2 separate regions of the Mus musculus genome follow, and region 2 is linked to region 1. The links are chromatin loops, found by intact Hi-C in ENCODE. Cell type or tissue: gastrocnemius. All regions are shown on one strand.

The links. Hi-C counts contacts between places; a loop is a spot of excess contacts. Peaks named below come from ENCODE experiments on the same cell type or tissue, not always from the same donor. Only the 100,000 strongest peaks of a DNase experiment are listed, where the experiment ranks them.
Region 2: a loop joins it to region 1, with 3 times the contacts of the local background. A loop is called at or near these places in 15 of 42 quality-filtered maps.

What each region holds. Positions count from the first base shown.
Region 1 is chr11:20,128,196-20,136,195 of GRCm38, forward strand. No RefSeq gene overlaps it. Among named protein-coding and RNA genes, the nearest start is that of Actr2, 19 kb to the left of the region's middle. In gastrocnemius, a CTCF peak has its summit at 4,920 (motif pointing right); a DNase peak (open chromatin) is centred at 4,927; H3K4me3 peaks cover 611 bases; H3K27ac peaks cover 490 bases.
Region 2 is chr11:20,241,669-20,249,668 of GRCm38, forward strand. It overlaps Cep68 (centrosomal protein 68), which reads right to left and starts at 7,756. Exons shown (of 7, transcript NM_172260.3): 1 at 7,639-7,756; 2 at 218-570. The coding sequence starts at 529. In gastrocnemius, CTCF peaks have their summits at 1,740, 3,435 and 7,889 (motif pointing left); DNase peaks (open chromatin) are centred at 1,713 and 7,857; H3K4me3 peaks cover 1,632 bases; H3K27ac peaks cover 3,907 bases.

The DNA of each region.
Region 1 (8,000 bases):
CCTAGGTTTCCTCAGATCTGAAGATGAAAGACACACTAGCTCATCTTTGATATACTTTAGCTCATGGCCGGACTCTTCTAAGCCTTCCTTGGCTATCGCACTCTTCTGTTCACTCCCAGCTCAGACCCCTAAATCTGCCCTCAGCTTAGTTATGTTTCTAATATCCTGCCTGCTACCCCAGGCCCAACTGGGGAAGCAGCCAATGGCCACTCCACCTGAGATCTCACTTGGCTGATGCTCTTTCTCCCTCCCAAGCATAGTGAGGCTTTTCTCCTCTCCTGCATCTGTTAGCCTGCCTGCAGGAAAACTGGAAGTTCTGCCTATTCTGCCCAGCTCATTGGCTGCTAGCATCTTTACTGATTGATCAAGAACCAGTTGGGAAACAGAGCCTTCAGTGTTTACATATAGATTCTCAATCAAACAATTTTATACCACCACCACCACCACCATCGCACACAACAGAACCACCAGCCCTGGGATGATAGGTAACTCCCATAGTGGACTGGGCCCTCCCCCATCATCATTAATCAAGAAAATGCTGTGTAGACTTACCTACAGGCCAAGCATTTTTTTTCAGTTAAGATTCCCGTTTCCAAAATGACTCTAGCTTGTGTCAAGCTGGCATTAAAAAACTAGCCAGCCTATTGTCTAAAAGCCATTGGTAGTGAAAGACCCACATGAGGACTCCCCCACGTTCTGACTCAGGAGAGGCGACACCCCAAATCACTCACAAGAAACAGTCTTGATGCAAACCTCAAGAGGACTTTTATTCCAGGCACACTCTGGAGCCCACAGTCTTACACCACACAGGGGTAGAGGACCGTGTGGACACTGAGTAGCTGGAGAGGGGGTATTTAAAGGAAAAAAACCACAACCCAAGGGGTTAGGGAGGGCGTTATTGGAAAATACCGAGAATATCAGTGAAAAATCACAAGGGGGTACTAAAAATCACAAGTGGAGACTCCCTGCTTCTCAAGATTGTTCTCAAAATTTTAATCTAACTTTTGTGGTGGGCTAGTTCCTGGGACAGGGTCACTGAACCGGCTTGTGTAATTACCTGTTCTGTGGTCAGCCAGTTCTCGGAACAGTCTGTTTCAGGGACCAACTATTTTTCTTTCTTGGCTCCAACGTGGTCTAAGGGGCCAAACTTAAATTTTCTACCTTACAGTAGGTCTCAGGCACTCTATATATTCAGAAATGAACTCATGTTGGATTATAGAAGGATTTCTGGTAGTTAGATAACAGCCAGCATTCCTTATGAACTTTTGAAATAGGTGGCCCATCCCCAAAAGGAATTGTTTTCCTTGCCCCTGCACAAGATACTTGGTTCTTGCAGTGGTTTAAATAAGAATGGCCCCCATAGACTCACAGACTTAAATGCTTAGGGGTGGCATTATTTGAAAGGATTAAGGGGTGTGGCCTTGTTGGGGTAGGTGTGGCCTTGTCAGGGTAGGTATGGCCTTGTTGGAAGAAGTGTGTCACTGGAGCTGGGCTTTGAGGTTCCAAAAGATGAATCCTAGTCCAGTCTATCTCTTCCTGCTGCCTACAGATCCAGATGTAGAACTCTCAGCTACTTCTCCAGTAACACGTCTGCCTGCATGCTACCATGCTTTCCACCCTAATAACAGTGAACCTGTAAGCCAGCCCCAGTTAAATATTTTCCTTTATAAAAGTTGCCATGGTCATGGTGTCTGCTCACAGCAATTGAACACTAACACATTGGCACACACCTGAGGTTACGTATCAAAGCTGGTTGTTCTCCAGGCTCCTTCAGTCCCTACACACAAGGACTTGTTATACATCTGGAAACCTACATGTTAGTAGCATCCTAGCCTCTTTCACCTTCCCAGGGTTCCCGCCTTCCAGATACAGTTTTGTTTTCTATATAATGACAAGGTTTCCCCGGCTGCAGCCATCCCCTACTGTCTCTTGCTATTCACTGTTCTACGGTTTCTCACTTCTTTGCAGCTAACACTGATCATGTCCATTCTACTTCTTTCTCTGTGCTCTGGACTCTTCCAGATGCCTCTGGATATCTTCTCTCTCTTATTCACAACAGAAACCTCCTTAACCACACTATTAGGATGGCTCACTAAGCCCCACTTAAAGTATTTCATAGCTTTCCAAATCCAAACTCCCCAAATCCTCATTCTTCCAAACAAAAGCATGATCAGGCTTACCACAGCAATACCCCAGAACCTGGTACCAACTTCTGTCTTAGTTAGGGTTTTACTGCTGTGAACACACACCCTGACCAAGGCAACTTTTTTAAATTTTCTTTTTCTTTTTTATTTATTTATTTATTTATTTATTTTTGGTTTTTCAAGACAGGGTCTCTCTGTATAGTCCTGGCTATCCTGGAACTCACTTTGTAGACCAGGCTGGCCTCAAACTCAGAAATCCACCTGCCTCTGCCTCCCAAGTGCTGGGATTAAAGGCGTGCTCCACCACCATCTGGCTAAGGCAACTCTTATAAGGACAACATTTAATTGGGTCTGGCTAACAGGTTCAGAGGTTCACTCCATTATCATCAAGGTGGGAGCATGGCAGGGTCCAGGAAGGCATGGTACAGGAAGAGCTGAGAGTTCTACGTGTTCATCTGGAGGCTGCTAGGAAAAGACTGGCTTCCAGGTAGCTAGGACAAGGGTCTTAAAGGCCACACCTACAGTGACACACCTAGTCCAACAAGGCTACATTTCCTAATATTGCCACTCCCTGGGCCAAGCATACACAAACCATCGCCCGCAGGGTGTCTATTTCAGTGGTTTTTTTTACTGTGCCTCCTCACAGTCATGGACTTGAAATAATTCAAATTCCCATCAGCTACAGAGAAAATAAAATCACTTGATTTTTTTTTTCCTTTTTGTAGTTCAGCTTGGCTAGAAACTCGCTATGTAACTCAGGCTGTCCTTCAACATTTGGGAATCCTCCTGCCTTAGCCTCTCAAATGATGGAATTATAGGTATGAGCCACCATGTCTCACAGTGCTGGTGCATTTTAAAATAGAATTACTTTAAAAAGTATGTCTTGCTGGGCGTGGTGGCACACGCCTTTAATCCCAGCACCAGGGAGGCAGAGGCAGGCAGATTTCTGAGTTCGAGGCCAGCATGGTCTACAAAGTGAGTTCCAGGATAGCCAGGGCTATACAGAGAAACCCTGTCTTAAAAAAAAAAATGTCTTTTTTACTTATGTGCATCTGTGTGTGTGCACAGGCATATGGGTACCCGTAGAGGTCAAAAGATGGTTTGGAGTCCCCGGAGCTGGAGTACCAGGCAGGTGTGTGCCCTACTCAGTGTGGGTTGCTGAGAACCAGACTCGGGTCCTTTGCAAGAATTCCTGTTTTAAAGTATAGACTGCTGGGCTAAGAGGTAGCTGAGAGAGATTGTTGCTCTTGTAGAGAAACAGAGTTTGGTCCTGAGGACTTGTGTTGGGACACCTACTGATGGCAATTCCCCTAGGCTCTGCCAACAGCTACCTAGCGTCGGCTTGCATAGCCGCCTGACAGGTGTGAGCCAACCTGGTGAAAAGAAGGTCTGCTTGGTCTGTGTGTCTGTCTCTTTGTGTGTGTGTGTGTCTCTCTCTCCTCTCTTTCCCATGTGTTCCTGGCCAGTCTCTTCCTCTCTCTTTCAGTCCTTCTCTGTCCCCCTCCTTCCTCTGCCTCTATCTCTTTTCTAGGTCTCCTCCCCTTCCCACCAATAACTGCTCTTCATGCTAGGTCTGTCACATGGCTTGGTTGTTCATGGTGACACCATAGCCAGGTCTGCTAAGGTGCTCTCTCCAGCCACATTATACTGTGTTTTATAAAACATGATACCTACAATGGCTTGTAACTCCAACTCCTGGGATCTAAGTTCTTTGGCCTCCAAAGGCATCCATTTATACATCGTGTAAATCTTAAACAAACAAACAAAAAGCTGGAAGATTTTAAAGGAATTTATTATAATATACAATTTGGGAAATGGTACAGGTATATGTTAAGTCAAAAAGGTATAATACAAGAGCACATAGTGTTGACTTCCTTGATATGCTGGTCAAGAACAGGGTAAGCTCATCTCTGCTGTTAAAAGTCAGGATGGTGGCAGCTGGCTGTGGTGACATGCTGTGGTGACATGCTCCTCTAATTCCAGTGATCGAGAGGCTGAGACGCAAGAGTTCAGGTCAAGGTCAGCCTGGGCTGGTTAATGAACGCAAGGCCAACCTGGGGATACTCATCGGGAATTTGTCTCGGGCTGGTGAGATGGCTCAGCGGTTAGGAGCACGGACTGCTCTTCCAAAGGTCCTGAGTTCAAATCCCAGCAACCACATGGTGGCTCGCAACCATCCGTAATGAGATCTGATGCCCTCTTCTGGAGTGTCTGAAGACAGCTACAGTGTATATAAGAAAGAAAGAAAGAAAGAAAGAAAGAAAGAAAGAAAGAAAGAAAGAAAGAAAGAAAGAAAGAAAGAAAGAAAGAAAGAAAGAAAGAGAGAGAAAGAAAGAACTTGTCTCAAACAAATCCAAACAGTAGTCAGAACAGTGAGTAAGCAGGGAAGTAAGGGAGAACTCTCAAGGCTGCTGGAACATCCTGTATTTTAATCTGGATGAATTTGTTTATAACTTGTAATGTTTATACCTTTCCAAAGTGTCATTTAGAGAGCTAGTTAAAGCTTCAATTTTTTTTTTTTTTTTTCCGAGACAGGGTTTCTCTGTGCAGCCCTGGCTATCCTGGAACTCACTCTATAGACCAGGCTGACCTCGAACCCAGAAATCTGCCTGCCTCTGCCTCCCGAGTGCTGGGATTAAAGGCGCAAGCCACCACGCCCGGCAAAAGTTTCTATATTTTGTTACATAATCACGTATTATAATCATTTCACTAAGAAAGTGAGAACATGAGCCGGGCAGCTTAGTTTCTTGGGTGTCTACCAGAATTTACCAGCAGAGGGCAGGGCTGGACAGCACCTGAAAGTGGAGACTTGGGGGAATCCAGACTTTCGGTTTCCATCTGCTTCTGCAAATGCGAAGTGACCAACCACAGTACTTGAACCACAGGGCGTCCTTCCAGGTTAAGGTGGCAGAGTCAAAGGGCAAAATGCTTTCAATCCATGTGTAGGGTCCCAGTCGCTACTCTCCCCATGTGAGGACCATTGCCCTCTGCCCTGTCATAACTGTTCACTTTGATGGTCACAACATAAAATAAAACCTTCTCTACTGTCTTCCACCTCCCATGACACAGTACCCCTCCATCACATTGCTTTCACCTTCCAGTCCCTCCTTCCGCCTAGAACATGCTGCCCTCTCTGCCCTGCCAGGCTCTTTTTTTTTTTTTTTTTTTTTCGAGACAGGGTTTCTCTGTGTAGCTCTGGCTGTCCTGGAACTCACTTTGTAGACCAGACTGGCCTGGAACTCGGAAATCTGCCTGCCTCTGCCTCCCAAGTGCTGGGATTAAAGGCGTGCGCCACCATGCCCGGCCACTGCTGTCTCCTAATGCAGCCCAGAAACCAATGTGTCCTTCATGAAATTACTTTTGCAAGGGCCGTCCTTGAACCCTTTTCCAGACCAGGTGTCACTTGTACTCTGTTAATAATTTCCTACTGTCCTTACTGTCCTTGGGATGAAGTTCAAAGCCCACTGCAGAGCCCCTAAGGCTCTAAGTAATCTAGTTGTTGGCTAGGATCTCACCTGTCTCCATTCTATACTGTTGTTGAGGCAGGGTATCAGGTAGCCAGTGCTGGCCTTGAACTTGCCTTGTAGCCACGAATGACCTTGAACTCCTGATCCTCTGACCTCTGTCTCCCAGGTGCTGTGGTAATAAGCATGCCCACACCTAACACTCCATTCTTTTGACTGTGCCCTCCTCCAGTAAGTCATTCCCAACCATAAAATTGTATCATTGCTACTTTCATAACTGTAATATTTCTACTGTTATGAGTTACAATGTAATTATTTTTGGAGATAGAGGTTTACCAAAGAGGTCGTGACCTACAGGTTGAGAGCCACTGCTCTAAGTCTATGCACACTACCCCCTTCCCTAACAGGACTTCTTTCCTTCCATGTATAATTTAAAGCATTACCCACATCTGCCTACTTGCTTATTTAATATGTGTCTCCTACTTGAGACTGTGCATTTTAATTAACACCAGCTGAGACTGTATCTGATTATTCATTCTTCTTTTAAGCAAGTAGGACCAAGCATTTGCTAGATTTGGAGTAGATGCTCATGTTTGAGCTAGCCTCTTAAATATAGACCTTGATCCCATCAAGGCAAGAGGTGGATGGTCTTTCTTGCCGCAGACCCTCTGGGTCCCTTTGTCTGCGCGGAACGGGTCTCTGGGTGCAGATGGGCAAGGAGTTGGCGGGTGACAGACAGACCAACACACGAGATTGTGTAGAATCTGAATGTATTGTCACAAAGTGAACACCAGTCTTATATAGTACAGAAAATAAAAGGGGTAGGAAGTCACAGCAGGCAAAGTACATTGAAGTTGCCTGACACAAAACAAAGGAATGACTTCAAAAAGATTTACAGGAACCAGGTAAATGTTTACAGTAAAGATAAAGCAGTCCTGCCTAGGGTCAACTTAATGACAGGTAAGGATTTCACACTCTAGTGCTATACCTTTGAACCTTGTGAAGGCTAGCACCAGGGGGTTCTGCTCTTAGCAGACCTCATGAATAATGCAATACCACAACCCCTCTATTTCCTAGGCCTTGCTAAATTCTTATATGAGTGTAACTTTTAAGTATCTGGAGAATCTCCATTTGTCAGAAGAATTCACCAACTTGCTTCCAATATGTAATGTAGCCTGTACTGAAGATTTCTATTTCAGTGGGATTCCCTGGCTTTCATGGTAAACACTCTGTAGACCAGCTTTGAGATGCTTTGGCTCCATCTCTTGTAATGCTTAATTAGCTACTGAATGGGTAACTTCCTAATTGCATTCCTACCAGATTCCAAGATCAACGGCTTCTGGAACCTTGGAACACTGGCGAAGGCTCTGGCTATGTCAGAATTCAATCTTAAAAGGCACTTATAATAAGATAATACTAAAAGAGAGCATGTGGATCCATACAGCAGACTAATGCGGGGATAGGGTATGAGTATACAGGTTAATGAGAACACCAAAACTCCAGGAGGTGAGTTTCTGTGAAACTCTGCCTCATGAGTGCTTCTAGGCTTCGCAGCCTGTCAAGCAGACTTCACTCGAGTGAGTGGCACTTTCTGTTACTTTAGTTTAAAAAAAAAATCAAATGGGGGCTAGAGAGATGGTTCAGTGGTTAAATGCACCGACTGCTCTTACAGAGTTCCTGAGTTCAACTCCCACCAACCACATGGTGGCTCACAACCATCTATAATGGGATCTGATGCCCTCTTCTGGTGTGTCCAAGAGAGTGACAGTGTACTCATATACATAAAATAAATCTTTTTTAAAAATACTAAAAAAATTAAAAATCCAGTGAACTGAATGGACCGAACGGACTGCAGCCTGAATCTCTGACCTTCTCATTGCATCTCTCACTAGGATATGTCCATGTTCTGTGCCTTCTCAAACTTGCAGCGGGTCCACTGATGCAGCTCTGGCTCTGGCTGCAGGCGTTCAGGACCAGAAACCAACTCTGGTAGCTGACTCAGTGTGTGACCCTGTGCAAGGCACTTCATTTCTCAACTTTACCCTTTCTACCTCTAAAATGTGAGACTAATATTATATTAACTAATACTACATACAAGATTTCAAAGATATGTGTGTGCACATTTATATACACTTGCACGTCTTTAAATACTCTAAAGCTATATCCTTAAAACTTCACGGCAGTTGCTGGGCCAATCAGGGTTATATAGAAAGATTCTATCCCAAACAACAACAACAACAACAACAACAAAATTGAAAACAGATTCCCAAATTGATAAAAACCTTTGTCCTCAGGTCCCCTCTGTTCTGGGTGGGCTGCATTCGGTAGCTATGGCAGTGACTGTGAACTGCCCTGAAGTAGTTGGCATCAAGCTGTGTGCTAATATCCACTC
Region 2 (8,000 bases), 110 kb after region 1:
TTCCCTTGTAACGAGACCCCTGATCCACAGTAGGTTCCTGGTGAACTTGTCACTGTCCTTAAGAGGTCCTCAGTGACTCTTTGGGAAGGTTCAGCTCTCCAAGAGAACCTGTATAACAGCCCATACCTGGATCCCACAGCTCCCACCTTACAGTGGCCAGGACAGAGGTTAACAGTCAAGGAAAGGACACCCCCACCTCAGCTCCCACCATACTTACTTGGCTGCCCATAGAGTGTAAAACCTCTCCAGTGCCCACACTGGCAGAAGGAAGCGGGCCTCTGAGGGGAGGCTTAGACCTATCTGCTACTGGTTCTTTGCTGGCAGTATGGACCCGTGACAAGAAAACTCCCGAGATGCAGCCAGGGTCAGCTTCAGCCCTCCACAGTGGCCCCCCCTCAACACCCAGATGTAGGGGCTGATCTGGTTCAAGCCCTGAGGGCAGCAGCTTCCCAGAGTTCCACCTGCCACAGGATGGGACCTTTGTGTTGACAGACACTTCTGCCTCAGCCTCATCTTCACTCAGGGCCATTGAGCCTCCTCTATCAGGTTTCCTTTGAAGCCTTCAGGAACCTACAAAACCAGAGAAGGAAAAAGAAAAACAGATTTTCAGCCGGGCGTGGTGGCGCACGCCTTTAATCCCAGCACTCAGGAGGCAGAGGCAGGTGGATTTCTGAGTTCGAGGCCAGCCTGGTCTACAAAGTGAGTTCCAGGACAGCCAGGGCTACACAGAGAAACAGTCTCGAAAAACCAAAAAAAAAAAAAAATGTTAAAAAAAAAAAAAGAGAAACAGATTTTCTTGATGTGTGCATCAAAATCTTGATTTTAAGTGAAAACACACTTTTCTGGCCAAAGGAATAGTGACCATTTCCATGGCCACGTACCAAGGTCTGACTCGTCCTCAGCCCCAGACGCTTTCAAAGGGAATGCCCAAGTATGACTCTGTCCTCTGTAGTTGTGGTATTGTCTCCCAAGAGTCAGGACAGGTGTAACCAAGCAAAAGACTTGGGCAGCCTGTGCTGCAAAAAAAAAAAAAAAAAAAAAAGGCAGCAGAAGAAAAAAATGTATAAGCCAGCTGATCTGGGAGGAAGACCACACCCCAAGGCCATCTTCCTTGCCTGGAAGCTGAAGGGACAGGAAGCACACAAAGAAGGTAAGTGCAGGCTAATGGGTGTGACTAACACCCTGACCCTGGCTGGCCTGAGATGCTTTTGAGTGCAGCTCTACAGGTGCAGTTCAGGAAAAGGCTTGGGCCCCGTGTGTGTCGTCACCTCTTTACCTCAACCTCATTAAGATGTCCAGCTGGTCTTTGCCAGGCACAGCCCCCATAGTGGTTCTCTTCAGCCAATGGCTTGTTGGTTAGCATCCTGAGTCTGGGTCTGTCCTTTCTACCCCAGAGGATAGCAAGTTCAGGTAGCCTAGGACCTCACTGGGCTCAGGAGGATGCTTCGAACTATTTTTGGTGGGAGGAGACAACCAGACTATAGACTGGATGGGGCTTCCCATTCTCTGACCAATGACCAGAAACAGATCAGCGCCCCTTCTCAGGCTGCTGTGGTGTGTGCCGTAGAAAGCCGGGTGATAATGGGGTGAGTTCATGTGAGAAAGCAGAGCAGCCCAGGCAGACTGGTGAGGGAGGAGCTACAGAACAGGAGCTCCACACAACAGAGGGAAAGCAGGCTGGCCTCAACAGGCCAGCCAGTGCTCCTCCTGCCACTGGGGGGCCGACAGGAGGAGATCTAGCCTGAAGGGCATGCACGTGGGTACAAGGCAACAGTGCGCACGGAGTGTGTGCAGTCACCTGCACTGGGACTAACCTCAAAACTAAAACCTGGACAGGAACAGCCTCATTTTCCTCAGAGACTAGAAGCTGACAAGGCAGGTAGAAGTGGCCTCCTCAGGCTCATCCTGTTTGGCTTTCACACTAGGAAATGCAACTCAGGTAGAATATGAAATTCCTGCTCCCCCTTAACTGGGCACGTGTGGCTCAGGCCATTCTGACAGGACTTCAGAGAAAAGCATGCATTTTAAATGCAGCCAGCTCACTCTTGTAAGCGTCAGACCCTTCAGGGCTAATTCGACCCCACCTGTTTTCTGTTAGGAACAGTGCCTAACCTTTCACATAACAAGCCAAGTATTTCCCACTGAACAGTCCCACAAACACAGGCAAGCAGTATTAGTTTTTGTGTGACTCCTATCACTTGATACATACACAAACACAAGTTTCTTTCCACACCTATACTTTAAAAGTGCTGAACAGGGCAAGACATAGTATTCCAAACCTTGTCTCTCCCCACCTCAAAAGAAGCCCCCCCCCCCAGGAAATACCCCAAAACAGCACTAGGGATTGAACCTAGAATCTCAGAGCTCGTCTGGAGATCTAAGGGCAGTATAGCTCCTGGTATATCCTTGATTAGTGACCAGTCCTCTGTTAAGGAAAGTTATTCCCTTCAACTGTATTGATTTCCCCACAGGCTTTATAGCAAGCAGGAAAAAAGAAAACAAAAACAAAAAAAACCAAAAAAGCCAAGAAGGGTGAGGTTAGAATGAAACCGGATCACTCAGTTTTATTATAACTGGCACTGGACTAGGACTTCTAGAGTCTGCCCCACATCATTTTACTTTAGGTATATTTAAGCACAGCACAATTTTGGAAACAAAGTTTCCTGGTAACAATTAACTTCAGCCCCTGAATGCAGCACAGCTTAAGGAAGGCTCACACTGAAGCTCTTTACAAAGTCCATATGGCTTCAGCAGTAAGCTGGGTTCTTGTTGCCTCAGAAACAGTGCCCAGGATAAGGGTTTAGGGAGAATGACTGAGGTAAAGATAATGGCTGTGGGTGTCGGGACTGGCCTGGCTCTAAGATAACTGAGAAGTCACTTAGGCTGTTGTAATGCACAAGTGATATCACGCATAAGAATGGGCTTTACGGCTGAAAGCAATGCTCAAGATTTAGGGGGAAGGGTCTGGAAGACAGCAAGGGATCACCAGGCTCTGAAACTCCATCACTCCTGGCATTCTAGGCAGAGCTGCTACACACACCTCACTCCACTGAAGAGGTAAGCTGTGTGCTTCACTGTCCTGCCTTCTCCAGTGTGTATCTGTGTGCACAGGCCCTCTACACCCAGCCAGGATGGACACACAGGGGAGTGAAGAAGACAGGGGTGTCTGCCTCCCCAGCCAGATGCACTGAATCCACTCTGGCTGTCAACGGGGAGACACATGAAGCTGGACCCCTCTCACACCTCACATCTACAGTCGTCTGCGTGCTAAGGAGCCAAGTCTAGGACCCAGCTCTTGATGAACCAAACAAGGATCAGTAAGAGCACAAGTCCAAAGGCACCCAGAGCCAAAGAGGGTGGGCGAGGACCGGGAGAGGGAGCGGCGAGTTCTGATGAGAGATTTTCATGGAGCCACATCCTCACCTTGTGGCTCCTTAACAAACTGCACGGACTACTTGTGTGTGTGGTGTGTTCTTACTGATCCTTGTTTGGTTCATCAAGAGCCGGGTTCTGGACTTGACTCCTTAGCACGCACACGATTCGGGAAGGGAGGAGAATCTGGCTGCATGAAAAGACATGTAATAAAAATGTGTTTCTTTTTAAATGAGCATTCGCACCCATAACACATAAGTAAATGTAATAAAAGTTTTTCTTTTTAGAAAGGCCTGAAACTTGGGGATTTCCACTGAAATAGTACTTCTAAAGATAGAATATATGTGGTTACTCTCCCAGTTCAGAGAATCGAATTGTTTACAATCTGATTATGAATCTGCCTACTAAATCACAGTCTATCCTGCACTGTCGTCTTGCCGCTCTGTAAAAGTGACTATGATGCTGCGGTTTACTTTGGCTCACAGTTCAAGAATGCAGTCTGCCACCACGGGGAAATCCTGGAAGGGGACCCATGGCTGCTGGTGACACTGCATGTGCAGTATCGCATGAAGTGATGCCTGCTTGAGAGACAGTGCTCACATTCTTCCTCATCATCCATTCTGGGGCCCCAGCCACAGGTAGGGTGGTACCCACCTCAATTAACCAAGTCTAACAATCCGTATAGATACACCAGAAAACTGTTTCCTACATGATTCCATATCCTGTCGGGCTGACAATAATAACCATAACTCCATACCCAAACACACTTAACCACTGTCAAGTCATGGCCTTCCTTCTTTTGTCCCCCACCCACTAATAGGTTCATTGCAAGATAACTAATGGAAAACACGTTCAGTCCAACATAAAAAAGAAAACTCACACTTTAACAGATCCAATACTGATTAAACATGTAACTGCAGGGGGCTAGAGAGACGGCTCTGAGGTGAAGAGCACTGACTACTCTACCAGAGGACCCAGGTTTGATTCCCAGCATCTACATCGTGGCTCACAACCACCTGAAATGCCAGTTTTAGGGATCTGATTATCTATTCTGGCCTCCTCAGGCATCAGACTCGCATGTGGTACATACATAGATATACATACAGCCAAAACACTCATATACATATAAAAAAAGCATAGCCACCACTAAGTCTCTTCTGAAACTCAATAAATCTCTGATGTGTAAGCTCCTATACAATAAAAAACCAAAGTTACATACTTGCAGCATCGAGTGTTTAGGATATACACTCCCATCCCCACAGGGAAGAATGCAGTGATAGCAAAGAGTACGATCAAAGCAAGACCAAGCGCAGGAGAGCAAACACCAACTCTTGCAGCTCCACAGGAGCTGGCATTTGGGACCCATAATGCAACACTTTGGGTTCCAAAGGGCTTGGGTAGCCCTGCCTTTCCAGATGCTTGTACCACCTCTCTTGAGTAGGCCCCAGTCCACACATGCAGCTTTCCTTTACAGATGTACCATGTTTAGTCATTGCCAGCATAAAAAGTAAACGCTGCACCCTGCTCCTCTTTATGAGAAAGAGCACAGAACTGCTACTCAAGGGACTACTTATCCTCTAGCATCTTCCAGGGAGCACCACAAACTCACCCTCAAACCTCTCAGGTAGTTCTCAGAGCCTGCAAAGGCTACTTGACCCATCAGCTATCACCATGTTCAGCACTGTGTATATGTTAACAGCAGGGGACACCTGACCTTTCCTGGTATCTGTTGAGTCACCCTCAAGCAAGCTCATCCCAGCTGCCTGCCTTCTTCCCACACATTCCTGTTTAGAGCAAATGGGAGAGGACTGGCAAGTTGGGGAGGGGGGGCACTTTCACTTCTGTCTAACTCATTCAAATAGATGCATGATTCACCAAGGAGCAAATCTCTGAACAACAAAAAATTCCCGTGTGATTCTTTAAGTAGCAACTCCCTTGGAAACAAATGCATGCATCCCAACTGTCAACATTTCTGTTCTGACAAGTGCTGTCTGTGTACCCATGGCCACTGACAGCCACCTGTACTGGCAGGGATGCCCCTTTCAGTTTGGGGCCTCAACAATGAAACGTCACAGGACTCACAGGTAGCGAGAAATGCCATAAATACCCAGCAGCAGATCATGTCTAGTAAGCAAGAAAGAGGAAGGGAGCGAGTGGGAAGATGGAGCCCAGCAGGGCTTGGAGCTTCAAGGCTTCTGGAGTGTCACAGTGGAGGTCACGCTAGGCAGGACGGCAACAGTGAAGTCCGTAATGACAAAAGAGAAGACAGACTTGAGCTGGCTCTGAGGCTAGCTTCAAGCAGGGTGGATATCAGGAAAACTGTGGTCACAGATTGAAGAAAGGAGACACGTTCTCACAAACTGCCCTCTCCCCACCACATGCAGTATGCTGCCTCTGACCTCCACACAAAATAACTGTTTCACATGATGGGGATTCCTGAGGAGAGCTATAGTGAGGGACAGATACAAGCGACACACACTGCATACACATATGAAAACTTCCTCTTTAGAATTAGCTTTGAGGTTTTATTTTTGTGTACATGTATGTTGTACCTACAGAAGTCAGAAGAGGGGTGGGTCCCCTGGGACTGAAGTTGTAGAGGCCAGGTTGGTGTTGGGAACTGAGCCTGGGTCCTCTAGAACGGCAGCCAGTGCACATAACTGCTAAGCGAGCTCTCCAGCCCCTATATGAAATGTTCAAAAAATTAAAATTTTTAAGAAATTTCAACTTTGTGGTCATGTGGGTGGATAGTGGTGGTGTAGTGGTACTGCCCTGACAGAGGGGTGGGCAGTGGTGGCCCAAGGCCTGGTACATATTTTCAGAGCCTCTTCCTGCCACAACAGGGTAAGGACTTTAAAAGCATAAATCTAAGAATACTCTCTGGGGTCAGAGCAGCAATCACAAAAGGTTTGAGGGATGGCCTCAAGACAGAAAGACAGACACCAGAAGAAGCAAGAGTTATACAGATATTTGGTAGTGGTACCTGGGTGGGTGGGTGGGTGGGGCATCTTAAGACAGGTCTCTGTGTTTATATAGCTCAGTCTCAGAGATCCACCTGCCTCTCTCTCCCGAGTGCTCTGGTAGGTCTAAGTATTTCTTCTTATCTTAGGTATTTTATAAACCTTGGAATTGGCACTATTACTCTTCCTAGCCATGTTTTTTTGTCCTGTCGTGCTGGGGCCTAAATTCCACTTTATAGATGAGAGAACTAAGGCACACGTGAATTTATCCTGAATTAGTAGTATGAAAGGGACTAAAGTCTGAATTGATTCAGAGAGCCCAGCTGCTTCCTTAACCTGTAAAAATAATCCAACAACTTAAAGGCTTTTAAAAGTTCCGGTTCCCTCAACGTTGGGCTTCACTTGTTCTTGTTTTCTTTTGGTTTCCTTCCCTTACAGACCTTTCATCCTGTTAGGGGGCGGGGAAACCACTTCATTGCCAACCCAGGCCCATATGGGCTGCCCAGAGAAGGGTATGTTTTTCAGTTGTGGGGGTAGGGAAAAAGTTTTTAAAAGCTTCTGTGATGATGTGAAGCTGGGTTCCCTTACACCCACTGTTCCTAAGTGATCCAGAATTTAACCCAGTCCGCTGGAGAGAACTAGGTGAGTAGTGGCTTGTATTTGAACCAAGCCCAAAGCAAAAAGTGTCGCAAGCTGTATACCAGACTACCTCTTTCCTTGTCTCGGACCCCATCAATTCCCAGTAAGGTCTACTCTGCTCGGGCACTGGGAGTTTTTAGCTTTTATTATTATTTTTTTAATTTTTAATTGAATAAAACATGGTAATTATAAAATTACTAAGTTTGGGGCATGTGCTCCCGGGCTGCTGAGACTGGCTAACAGGTGACAGATGACAAGGGTAGATCTTAGAGATAAAAAGTGCGCCGCTTTGCTTTCCTCCTCCGGATGCGTTCACTGGGCCATGGAAGCAGCAGCCGTCCAGACGCGAGCGGCTGTGGCTGTGACCCGCCGGTTCTCCGCGACCAAGGTCGACGCGCGCACAGCTGCATGGGGCTGCCAGAGGTGCGGCCCCACGCGCTCTGCAGGCCGCGCTGGCCCTCCACAGCCTGCCCCTCCGCTCGCCTCCACCCGGCACGGTCCGCAAGATGGAGGCGAACGCGCGAGGCGCCCCCATCGCGGCCAGCCTTTGTGCCCTCCAGGCCGCGGGCCTCCCCCAGGGTCCCCCACGCGGAGCCCCGGGCACGAGGGGAATGCCCCGACTCGAGTCTTGGCGCCGCGACACTCGAGCCGGCCACAGCCTTTTTACCTCACTCCACACCGCCGCACGTCCCGAGCGACCCGCGTAGCTGGGCCAGGGTCCCAGGCGGCGACGACGGGGCCTCCCGCGGGCGCCCGCACTCCTGGGGAGGGAGGGCCAGGCGCCCGCCACGCCCTCCGCCCTTGCCGCTTCTCCGCGGAGGACGCCCCATGAAGCAACCAATCCAAACTCTCCGTTCGGATGCTTCACCAATCCACAGCTCGTATCTGCCATGGGAACCCGCCCCCTGCAGGACCCTGGCCTATGGGTGGCCGGAGCTTCTTTCTCCGCTGTCCGGACGCGCGTGCCAGCTGGGTGTTCGCGGTCCTGGCGTCCACGCAGGCCCACGCGGATAGCAAGGCGCGCTCTCC